2 separate regions of the Homo sapiens genome follow, and region 1 is linked to region 2. A link is a contact called in ENCODE Hi-C or POLR2A ChIA-PET data. All regions are on one chromosome and are shown on one strand. Each heading gives the region's core, a stretch centred on a gene start or an enhancer-like site at or near the end of the contact. The rest is flanking DNA. Distances are from core to core; before and after follow the strand shown. Region 1 holds the start of GET1-SH3BGR (GET1-SH3BGR readthrough). Region 2 holds the start of SETD4-AS1 (SETD4 antisense RNA 1).

The links. Hi-C counts contacts between places; a loop is a spot of excess contacts on that map. ChIA-PET counts read pairs that join two places held with the same protein, here RNA polymerase II (POLR2A). Pooled maps may share reads with other maps.
Region 1: a map with no recorded cell type shows a loop between it and region 2 (9-fold over the local background). The contact joins the promoter of GET1-SH3BGR here to the promoter of SETD4-AS1 in region 2. A Hi-C loop is called at or near these places in 1 of 37 single-sample maps with no recorded cell type and 3 of 50 pooled maps. POLR2A ChIA-PET finds 5 or more read pairs at or near these places in 2 of 52 experiments (HEK293 and PC-9).

Annotation. Positions count from the first base shown.
Region 1 is chr21:39,378,525-39,384,437 of GRCh38, forward strand. It overlaps GET1-SH3BGR (GET1-SH3BGR readthrough), which reads left to right and starts at 1,802. Exons shown (of 14, transcript NR_146618.2): 1 at 1,802-1,962. It overlaps GET1 (guided entry of tail-anchored proteins factor 1), which reads left to right and starts at 1,802. Exons shown (of 5, transcript NM_004627.6): 1 at 1,802-1,962. The coding sequence starts at 1,861.
Region 2 is chr21:36,056,623-36,062,260 of GRCh38, forward strand. It overlaps SETD4-AS1 (SETD4 antisense RNA 1), which reads left to right and starts at 3,982. Exons shown (of 3, transcript NR_186380.1): 1 at 3,982-3,999. SETD4 (SET domain containing 4) reads right to left here and starts at 3,904. Exons shown (of 12, transcript NM_017438.5): 1 at 3,725-3,904; 2 at 2,194-2,302; 3 at 487-582. The coding sequence starts at 2,266. RefSeq lists enhancers at 3,677-3,826, 3,857-3,906.

The DNA of each region.
Region 1 (5,913 bases), core at 552-3,051, 3.3 Mb after region 2:
TTCTTTTCTTTTCTTTTTCTTTTTCTCTTTCTTTCTCTCTTTCTTTCCTTTCCTTTCCCTTTCTTTCTTTCTTTCTTTCTTTCTTTCTTTCTTTCTTTCTTTCTTTCTTTCTTTCTTTCTTTCTTTCTGTCTCTCTCTCTCTCTTTCTTTCTTTCTTTCTTTCTTTTTCTCTTTCTCTTTCTCTCTTTCTTTCTTTCTTGACAGAGTTTCACTCTTGTCACCCAGGCTGGAGTGCAATGGTGCGATCTCAACTCACTGCAACCTCCGCCTCCCAGGTTCAAGCGATTCTCCTTCTTCTGCCTCCTGAGTAGCTGGGACTACAGGTGCCCGCCACCACACCCAGCTAATTTTTGTATTTTTAATAGAGACAGGGTTTTGCCATGTTGGTCAGGCTGGTCTCGAACTCCTGACCTTAGGTGGTCCACCTGCCTCGGCTTCCCAGAGTGCTGGGATTACAGGCTTGAGCCACTGTGCCCAGCCGCATAATTATTTTAACTGGTTCATAATAATGAGCCAGAGTTGTGCTCTGTCGCCCAGGCTGGAGTCCAGTGGTGTGATCACAGCTCACTGCAGCCTCGACCTCCCAGGCTCAGGCGATCCTCTCATCTCAGCCTCCCTAGTAGCTGAGGCCACAGGCACGTGCCACAGTGCCCGGCTAATTTTTATATTTTATTGTAGAGATGGGGATCTCACTATGTTACCCAGACTGGTTTCAAACTCCTGGGCCTGTGATCCACCTTGCTTGGATCTCCCAAAGTGCTGGGATTACAGGCGTGAGCCAGTGTACCCGCAATCTTGCATCATTTTGATTAGGAATTAGTCCTCAGAAACCAGTCATGGCAGCATGGCAGAAGAGACAGTTGAACATGTCTTGCTTTATCCACTAGGCATACTTTTTTTTTTTTTTGAGACGGAGTCTCGCTCTGTCGCCAGAGCTGGAGTGCAGTGGCGCGATCTTGGCTAACTGCAACCTCCGTCTTCCGGGTTCAAGCGATTCTCCTGCCTCAGCCTCCGGAGTAGCTGGGACTACAGGCGCGCGCCACCACGCCCGGCTAATTTTTGTATCGTAGAGACGGGGTTTCACCATGTTGGCCAGGCTGGTTTCAATCTCTTGACCTCATGACCTGCCCGCCTCGGCCTCTCAAAGTGCTGGGATTACAGGCGTGAGCCACCTCGCCCTGCTCACTTTGCATACATTTGAGTTGGGATTCTTTCGCTGCAAAACCTGATCTTCACCTAGATTCAGGTTAATTTATTAACTATTACTAATGATTGTGAACAGTGCATTCTATTAAACTTATTTTTCAGGTATGCAGTTGTGTAAATTGGTTAGACTTACTACAGTGTTTAGATCTGGAACGAAAACGTAAGGCATTTTCCATGTAACTGCTTGGAACACGACAGTTACCTGCTACTATAAAAACGGTAGTTTTCTATTTATGGAAGAGTTTTTCTTAAACTTATCTAGAATTAAAAGTTAATTTAAAGAAAGTACTAATTATGACAAAAGCAGGGAGTCGTTAGCACTTGAAACCAGAGTTTGGTACTATGAGAAGGTTTTTAATTTTAAAAAGAAGGAAAAAAAGAAACACGGACGTCAGAAAACTGGTTCAGTAGGGATGGGTGCTAGAAGGCTACGGAACCGCCGAAGGCCCAGGAGAAACCCGGAACGTGTTAACCGCTCCAACTGGAGCCGGACGAAAAAACGGCCCCGCCTCCCGCGAGGGCGACGCAGTTCGCAGGCGCGTCGGCGCGCCTGTTCTGGGGCGCTTGGCTTCACCGCGCAGGCGCGGTCGCCGCTGTTGTTGTGGTCCCCATGGAGCTGCCGTAGCGGACCCAGCACAGCCAGGAGCGTCCGGGATGAGCTCAGCCGCGGCCGACCACTGGGCGTGGTTGCTGGTGCTCAGCTTCGTGTTTGGATGCAATGTTCTTAGGATCCTCCTCCCGTCCTTCTCATCCTTCGTAAGTGGCTGCCTGGCCTCCCAAGGGCCGGTGGGGATGCCGCCCCAGTCCCCCGGCGGGTCTGGCGTAGGTACAGGGGTCTCAACTGGGCGACTGAAGGCCGTAGTAGCGTCTTGGTTGGTCCGTAAGCTTTTTTGAGATAGTTGTTAGCGTCTAAAAGGTACGACGCTTTACCCCAAAATCAGACTTTCTGGGTTCTAGGGGGTTGGGAGAAACACCGGGCAACCCTGGACTCTTCTGGCTGTGGGTGGCGGCGGCGAACCTCACACTGGGAGTTCCTAGTGCCCCGCTGTCAGCCTCGTTTCCGTTAATCCTGGTTCCTAGAGGCATTCGAGCAGCCCTCGGCCAGGGTTTCCCAGAGGCCTGGCGGGCGAAGTCAGCTGTTCCAGGTCCCGGAGAGATGGATCCTCGCGTCCAGGAGCCCACATTCTTGGGGTGGGTAGGGTGGGAGACAGGTGTAGAGAGAATCTCAGTACAGCGTGATGCCTTCAGTATCCAAGGGAGCAACCAGGTTGGGGAACACTCTCTTTCTGCCAGGTAGTGAGTACATTACCTCTGTCTCACGGCTGCTGGGAGAGGCGAGTATTATCATCCCACCCTCCTTTACCTCCCGGAGGAGTCTGGCTCAAGAGAATTTAGTGGTGGCACTAAGTCATCCACCTAGTGACTGGAGGTGGAGATTTGATTGCCTTTTGGAGCAGGGATAGGGATTTGGTGGCAAATTGGACAGGGCGTGGTGGGGTGTGGCCATGGAAGGCGGGGGTACCTTGGGAACTGTCCCCGAGAATGAGCGCCCTCCGTATGCCCACAGCAGAAATGAGGAGCTGTTGGGCAAAGGCGGAGTCCTCAAAGATTGGGCGCATTCGTTTCAGCGTTGTCTTGGAAAACAGTTCTTGCTTTTCTCTCCTAAGATAAATTGGTAGTAGTGGAGGATATTTTATTCCACCAGTATTCATTGAGTGCCTGTTTTGTGCAAAACTCTATTCTTACTCTCTCAATTGTCCTACTGTCTGCATTGTCCTGAGATATAGGGAATTCTCTTTTAACCCCTGAGTCTCCTTCAGAATCTTTCCTGATGCTATCCAGTCTTTAAGATGATGTCTCAGGCATTGCATAAAAGACTCCTGATGAGCTGGCCCATGCTCATCTTCTTGTTTTTAATTGTAAAATACACATAATATGAAGTTTATCATCTTTATCATTTTTAGGTGTACAGTTCAGTGGCATTAAGTACATTCACATTTTTGTGCAACCATTATCCCAGAACTTTATTATTATTATTTTAAGACAGGGTCTGGCTCTGTGCAGTGGTGTAATCTCGACTCATTGCAACCTCTGCCTCCCAGGTTCAAGTGATCCTCCCACCTCAGCCTCCCAAGTAGCTGGGACCACAGGCATGCACCACCACGCCCAGGTATTTTTTTGTATTTTTAGTAGAGACAGAGCTTTGCCATGTTGGCCAGGCTGGTCTCAAACTCCTGACCTCAAGCCATCCACCCATCCTGGCCTCCCAAAGTGCTGGGATTACAGGTGTGAACCACTGCACGTGGCCCCGCTCCCAGAACATTTTCTTTTTTTTTTTTTTTGAGACAGAGTCTCACTCTGTTGCCTATGTAGGAGTGCAGTGGCCTGATCTTGGCTCACTGCAGCCTCCACCTTCCAGGTTCAAGCGATTCTCCTGCCTCAGCCTCCCAGGTAGCTGTGATTACCAGTACCTGCCACCATGCCCGGCTAATTTTTGTATTTTTAATAGAGACGGGGTCTCACTATGTTGCCCAGGTTGGTCTCAAACTCCTGACCTCAAGTGATCTGTGCTCCTTGGCCTCCCAAAGTGCTAGGATTACAGGCGTGTGCCACCACGCCTGGCCCCATCCCAGAACTTTTTTTATCTCCTCTAACCGAAACTCTCGCACTCATTAAACAACAACTTTCCATTCCTACCTCTCCCTGGCAATCACCATTGTACTTTCTGCCTCTGTGAATTTGACTACTCTTGGGACCTCATATAAGTGGAATCAGACAGTATTTTTCCTTTTGTGACTGGCTTCTTTTCACTCAGCATAATATCCTTAAGGTTCATCCATGGTGTATCATGAGTCAGGATTTCCTCCCCTTTTAAGGCTGAATAGTATCCCATTGTATGTATAGGCCACATTTTGTTTATTAGTTCATCTGTCTATGGACACTTGGGTTGTTTCTACCTTTTGACTATTGTAGATAATGCTAAAATGTTTACAAATATCTCTTTGAGTCTCTGCTTTCAGTTTTTCTGGACATATACCCAGCAGTGGAATTCCTGAATCTATGGTAATTCTATGTTGAATTTTTTTGAAAAACCACCATACTGTTTTCCATAGCAGCCACACCATTCGACATTCTCACCAGCAGTGCAGAAGGGTTCCAGTTGCTCCATATCCTTCAACATGTATTTTGTTTTCTTATTTATTTATTCTTTTTATTTTTTTATTTATTTTTATTTTTTGAGATGGAGTCTTGCTCCGTTGCCCAGGCTGGAGTGCAGTAGCGCAGTCTCGGCTCACTGCAAGCTCCGCCTCCCGGGTTCACACCATTCTCCTGCCTCAGCCTCCCGAGTAGCTGGGACTACAGGTGCCCACCACCACCACAACCGGCTAATTTTTTTGTATTTTTAGTAGAGACGAGGTTTCACCGAATTAGCCAGGATGGTCTCGATCTCCTGACCTTGTGATCTGCCCGCCTTGGCCTCCCAAAGTGCTGGGATTACAGGCTTGTGCCACCGCGCCCAGCCTATTTTTTTTTTTATTATTTATTTTATTTTGTTTATTTATTTTTTGAGACAGAGTCTTGCTCTTGTTGCCCAGGCTGGAGTGCAATGGCGCAATCTCAGCTCACTGCAACCTCTGCCCCCCGAGTTCAAGAGATTCTCCTGCCTCAGCTTCCCAAGTAGCTGGGATTACAGGTGCCCGCCACTATGCCCGGCTAATTTTTGTATTTTTAGTAGAGACGAGGTTTCACCATGTTGGCCAGGCTGGTCTCGAACTCCTGATCTCCGGTGATCTGCCCACCTTGGCCTCCCAAAGTGCTGGGATTACAGGTGTGAGCCACTGCACCCAGCTAATTTTTATTTTTTTGAGAGGGAGTCTCTCTCTGTCACCCAGGCTGGAGTGCAGTGGCTCAATCTTGGCTCACTGCAACCTCCGCCTCCCAGGTTCAAGCAATTCTTCTGTCTCAGCCTTCCAGGTAGCTGGGATTACAGGTTTGAGCCACTGCGCCCAGCTAATTTTTATTTTTTTGAGAGGGAGTCTCTCTCTGTCACCCAGGCTGGAGTGCAGTGGCTCAATCTTGGCTCACTGCAACCTCCGCCTCCCAGGTTCAAGCAATTCTTCTGTCTCAGCCTTCCAGGTAGCTGGGATTACAGGTGCATGCCACCATGCTGGGCTAATTTTTGTATTTTTAGTAGAGACGGGGTTTTGCCATGTTGGCGAGGCTGGTCTCGAACTCCTGACCTCAGGTGATCCACCTGCCTGGGCCTCCCAAAGTACTGGGATTACAGGCGTGAGCCACCACCCCCGGCCTTTTTTTTTTTTTGTAATACTAACCATTCTAATGGACGTAAGGTGGTGTCTCATTTTAGTTTTGATTTGCATTTCCCTAATAGTGATGTTGAGTATCTTTTCAGATGCTTATGGCCATCTGTTTATCTTTGGAGACATGTCTAGTCAAATCTTTTGCCCCCTTTTAAAATCCAGTTGTTTTTTGTTGTTGAGTTCCTTTTGTTGTTGTTATTATTATTATTATTATTATTTTTTGAGACAGAGTTTTGCTCTTTTGCCGAGGCTGGAGTGCAGTGGCGCTATCTCGGCTCACTGCAACCTCTGCCTCCTGGGTTCAAGCGATTCTCCTGCCTTAGCCTCCCGAGTAGCTGGGATTACATGCATGCACCACCACACCTAGCTAATTTTTGTATTTTTT
Region 2 (5,638 bases), core at 2,732-5,231:
ATCATGGCTCTCTGCAGCCTCAGCCTCCCGGGCTCAAGCAATCCTCCTGCCTAAGCCTCTAGAGTAGCTGGGACTACAGGGCACACCACCGCGCCTGGCTAACTTTTGTACTTTTAGTAGAGACAGGATGTTGTCATGTTGGCCAGGCTGGTCTCAAACTCATGAGCTCAAGTGATCTGCCTGCCTCAGCCTCCCAAAGTGCTGGGATTACAGATGTGAGCCACCACGCCTGGCAAAATGTTAACCTAACCTCCCTAATAAGCACAAGTTCCAGAGAAGAATGTCAGTCTACCTCAGTTCAGTGCTGAAGCCCACTGCTCTGCAATTAACTGGCCATACACAGGGGACTCCTCCTCCAACCCAAGGGGAACACATGCAAACCAGCTGAAGGACAATATCTGCTGAGGCCCACCTGCAAGAGTGGCCCCTGCTGTCTACCTGGCTCTCGTGTGGGAAAGGGCAGGACAGCTGAAGGCTAGATCTTACCTGGAAAACAAGCAGGCGCTAAGTTTGAATCTTGAAACTTCCTAGCTTTCAGCCACTTCCTCAGCTCTATAAATTCAGACTTGTGGCTCTCATTCACTATCAGGCAAGGAGAGAACAAATGGTGATTAAAACCACTATATAATCGGATTACCATTTTTAAAAGAACATGTCTGATGAAATGTGTCAGACAGACTTACACAATAGTAAGAATTGGTGTATCTAAACATAGAAAAGTTACAATAAAAACACAGTATTGGCCAGGCGCAATGACTCACTTCTGTATTCCCAGCATTTGGGAGGCCAAGGCGGGAGGACTGCTTGAGGCCAGGAGTTTGAGCCCAGCCTGCCCAACACAGAAAGACCCCATCTCTTAAAAAAAAAAAAAATACAATATTATAATCTGAGGACCACCACTGTACATGTGATCCATCAACCAAAACATACTTATGCAACATACGACTATATTCATTCAATGTAATCCTAATCAAAATTCAAGCAGGCTTTCATACAGGAATTAACAAGATGATCCCAAAATTCATGTGGAAATGTAAAAAGCCTAGAATAGCCCCAATATCTTTGAAAGATTGATTTTAAAACTTATTATAAAGCTACAGTAATCAAATTAGTGTGATATTGTCAAAACAGACACAAATAGGTCAAAGGAACAACACAGAAAATAGGAAGAGGTCCACACGTAAATTTTTGACAAAGTGCAAAGGCAAATCAGTGGAAGAAGATAGTCTTTTCAATAAATGATGATCAAACAACTGGACCTCCATCAGCAAAAAAAAAAGTGAGCTTATCGATATCTTGTACCATATCCAGTTGGATTTACATAGGACTTTCCAGATGGCCAAGCACTTTTGTATTGAACAAGATACAGTATCTTCTTCAGACAGGGTTACCCTGAATTTGAAGTCATAAATTTACATCCAAACATTGATATCCTACAGATAGCTGAAGGTCAAGACCAGAAAAAGAAAGTTGGGAGTCATCCCCAGAGAAGACAGTTGAAACAATGAGTTAGTTATCTTCACATTCCCACCAGGATCTAAAAGAATACAATGGCACCATTAAAAAAGAGTGTTATTTAAGAAATATTCTCTTTGGGCTGGGCACAGTGGCTCACACCTGTAATCCCAGTGCTTTGGGGAGGCCAAGGCAGGAGGACCACTCGAGCCCAGGAGTTCAAGACCAGCCTGTGCAACATAGACCCTGTCACTACAACAAATTTAAAAAAACATTAGCCGGGTGCAGTGGCATGTACCTGTAGTCCCAGGTACTTGGGAGGCTGAGGCAGGAGGGAGGCTAAGGGAGGAGATCACTTGAGCCTGGGAGATCAAGCCATGATCACGCCACTGCATTCCAATCTGGGTAACAGAATGTACCTTGTCTCCAAAAAAAAAAAAAAAAGAAAGATTCTCTTTGAACACTGTGTGCCTTTGAGAAAAGCTATGTGTTAGGCCGAGCATGCTGGCTCACGCCTGTAGTCCCAGCTACTTGGGAGGCTGAGGCAGGAGAATCGCTTGAACCGGGGAAGCAGAGGTTGCAGTGAGCCAAGATGACACCACTGCACTCCAGCCTGGGTGACAGAGCGAGAATCCGTCTCAGAAAAAAGAAAGAAAGAAAGAAAAGCTACGTATGAACAAACAAGCAATCACAAAAGGATTTCTTTTTTCATTACTGGTACTAAAAGAAAAACCATACCTCCTCTTGATTCAGAACTTCCGCAGAGTTTTCGTCTTCTGATCCGGCTTGTTCTCCCTTTTCCTTTCTGCATGCTAAAACTGTAGTTTCTTTTTTCTGAAATACAGTTCTATTTTTTCAAAAAGGACAAAACTGTAATTTCTGTGGAAATGCTCAATCTAAAATAAAAAACATTTCTTTGATTTACTTTCCAGTTATATGATAATCACTGTTCTTTGTACCTTTAAGTATACAAATGTATGTTTTGGTAAACTGTTTCTCTCAAGTGCTTTTGTACATGAAACGTTTATACTGTGAGCTAAATCATGATCCCTACAGTAACAGAATTCCCATTATATCAGTCCCTCTAAAACAGTTTTATCTTGCAGACCTAGTGACTACAGCTTAATCTACTAAAAATACAAAAAATAGCTAGGCGTGGTGGCACACGCCTGTAATCCCAGCTACTTGGGAGGCTGAGGCAGGAGAATCGCTTGAACCTGGGAGGCGGAGGTTGCAGTGAGCCGAGATCGCGCTACTGCACTCCAGCCTGGGCGACAGAGCGAGGCTCCGTCTCAAAAAAATAAAAAAATAAATACATAAATAAAAATAAAATAATGGCTGGGTACAGTGGCTCACGCCTGTAAAACCAGCACTTTGGGAGCCCGAGGCGGGCTGAGGTCAGGAGTTCAAGACCAGCCTGGCCAACATGGTGAAACCCCGTCTCTACTAAAAATACAAAAATCAGCCGGGCGTGGTGGCAGGCACCTGTAATACCAGCTACTGGGGAGGCTGAGGCAGGAGAATCGCTTGATCTCAGGAGGCGGAAGCTGCAGCTAGACGAGATCACGCCACTGCACTCCAACCTGGGCGACAGAGCGAGACTCTGTCACAAAAAATAAATTAAAAAAATAAAAATAAAAAATAAATCTACTTCTAAAACATACGAGGGCAGAAATGAGCAAGAGACAAGAACTCCAGGCAATATTAATACCGCACTTCCGCAGTATAAGGTTCATTATTTGACCTAACGAAAGTCGGCATGTCCAGCTCCAGAGGCGAACGGCGGCTGGTTCGGTGCGGGTCCCAGCGCTCAGTCCACAGACCGCGCCGGGAAGTGTCCCCAAGACTCCCGGGCCCTCGCGCGAGCTGTCCACCATCACCCTGCTGAGGACCACGTGAAGCCCGGTGACCGCCACAGACACAGGCACCGTCCCCGCCCCCATAGTCCTCAAACTCTAGCCGTGAGGCCGTCCTACGGTCCGACACACACCGCTCCCGCAGCCATAGGCCAGCCAGGCGAGCATCGGACCTCGGGCCTCAGGCTCCTCAGCTTTACGCAGCGCGCCGGAGCAACATGCGCTAAGTGTAGGACTCCACAAGATGAGAGGTTACTGCAGCGCACACGATAATGCCTGCCCTGGAGGGGACCTGCGACCTAAACTCAGTTCTTTTTACGCTGATGAATGAAAGACTAAGGAACGCACCCCGCCGACTCTGCTCCCGTTACCCGGGCAACTGGAGGCCCGACCCGGAAGTCCTACTAGCTCACCTAGGCGCCGGCGGCCGCTTCCAAGATGGAGGCTGCAGTGGGCGGGCCCAAGGCACGTGGAAATACCAAACAGCCCCAGATGAAGGCAAGTTAAAGGAACCGGCCAAAACTGCAGAGGGAGAGGCTGAAGGCTGTCGCGCCTGCCTGGTGTCCTTAAGCAATCCAAGTCCTCAGTCTCCCGGGTCCGCCCCTTCCGCCGCGGGCGGCAGCTTCCGGCTCGCGCATGCGCAGTGTTCGCGGACTCGCCGCCAACGCCCAGTACAGTCGGGGACGAGGTCGGCACACCCACAGCCCCATAACCCCTACGTCGAGTCAGGGGTCAGAAAACCCAGTAACCCGCAGGCGAGCAAGCTGCGCACTGAAAAGCCGGCCTGCGGAGTCTTTCCTTACGAAGTTAAACCACCTAGGGCGCGCGGCCCTGTTCGCCCAGACCTCGGGCTTTCCTGCCAGGCTGGGTTTGCCGGGTCGAGTCACTTTGCTCGCCAATCCCCGCCCCCATTCCACCGTTTCATTCTGGCCCCAGGACCCGCCTCACAGGAAAATTCTAAATAATATATCTAAATACCCCTTCTTCCAATAGCGGGAGCTCGATTTCTGCCCCACCCACCCCCACTTTGATTATGGGCTATGCCTAGTAACTTGATTCCAAAGAGTACAGCCTGGAATGGTGTTGGGGACTACAGTGGAGAAACCTGGCAAACAGTACCTTACCGGGTGGTCAAGGATAACATCAGGAAGAAATCATGCTGATAGCATGTTCCTGTGGTGTCTCTCTCCAAAACCCTTCTATGGAAATCTTCTATGGGGGAAAAAAAATTAGTACTCCTAAACATGTTTTCTGTCATGAAAAACAAGTACAGTTGTCCCTTAGTGTCCGTGGGGGAATGGTTCCAGGACCCTGCGGATACCAGAATTAGAATGCTCAAGTCCCTTGTATACAATGGTGTAAACCTAAGTAACAAAAGAGGCTCCCTAAAAGAAAATGAGATTTATCTGGGAGTAGCATTGCAATGGGAATATGCATGCCATAGTAAACTGTGTGCGTTTTGGGGGAGGTTGAGGCAAGGAGATGTTTTTAAAAGGAAAATGAAGATTATATGAATTGCTTTAAATCAATTATCTTTGGCTAAAAGAATGAATAACAAAGGTAGCATCAGTCCAAAGTTGCTGGACAGATGTCCTTGCAGAAGGATTTTCTGTGTTTAAGATTGGGCCTTTCTGCAAGGTTAGGGTCTTTTGTGACAATTCTTGTTATGAGGCGTAGTGCATGAGAACCCTTCCTTCAAGGCCTTCCCCAGCTGCATTTATCAGGGTTTTGACACAAGTGACTCCATTTTGATTCTGCAACTTTCACAATGGTGTAATATTTGCATATAACCTATGCACATCCTCCCATATACTTTAAATCATCTCTAGATTACTTATAACATCTAATACAATGTAAATACTATGTAAATAGTGAAGGGGTGGCCTGCCGCTCCACACCTGTGGGTGTTTCTCATCGGGTGGGATGAGAGACTGAGAAAAAAAAGAGACACAGAGGCAAAGTATAGAGAAAGAAAAGTGGGCCCAGTGGACCGGCGCTCAGCATACGGAGCACAAATCCTATTTAAACTACAGATTCTAAACACAAATGATTTTATTCACCCCTGCCCCCCAACACTAAAAGATTTAAACACTAACATAGTTTCTAACAGCTGTAAACTAAACAAATCCTAAGCCCCTACTGACTGAATGGAACCCCTTTTGGCCAAGATGGCCCCAGAAAAAAACTTAGAAACTTAGTTCCCAGCCCTGATGGAATGTGAGGTCAGACATGCCTCATTATACCCTCTCTCTTTTACAGTTTAGATACAACTGGCCAGCATTGATGTTAAAATAGAGACCATGAGACTGATGGAACAGACTTTTTGT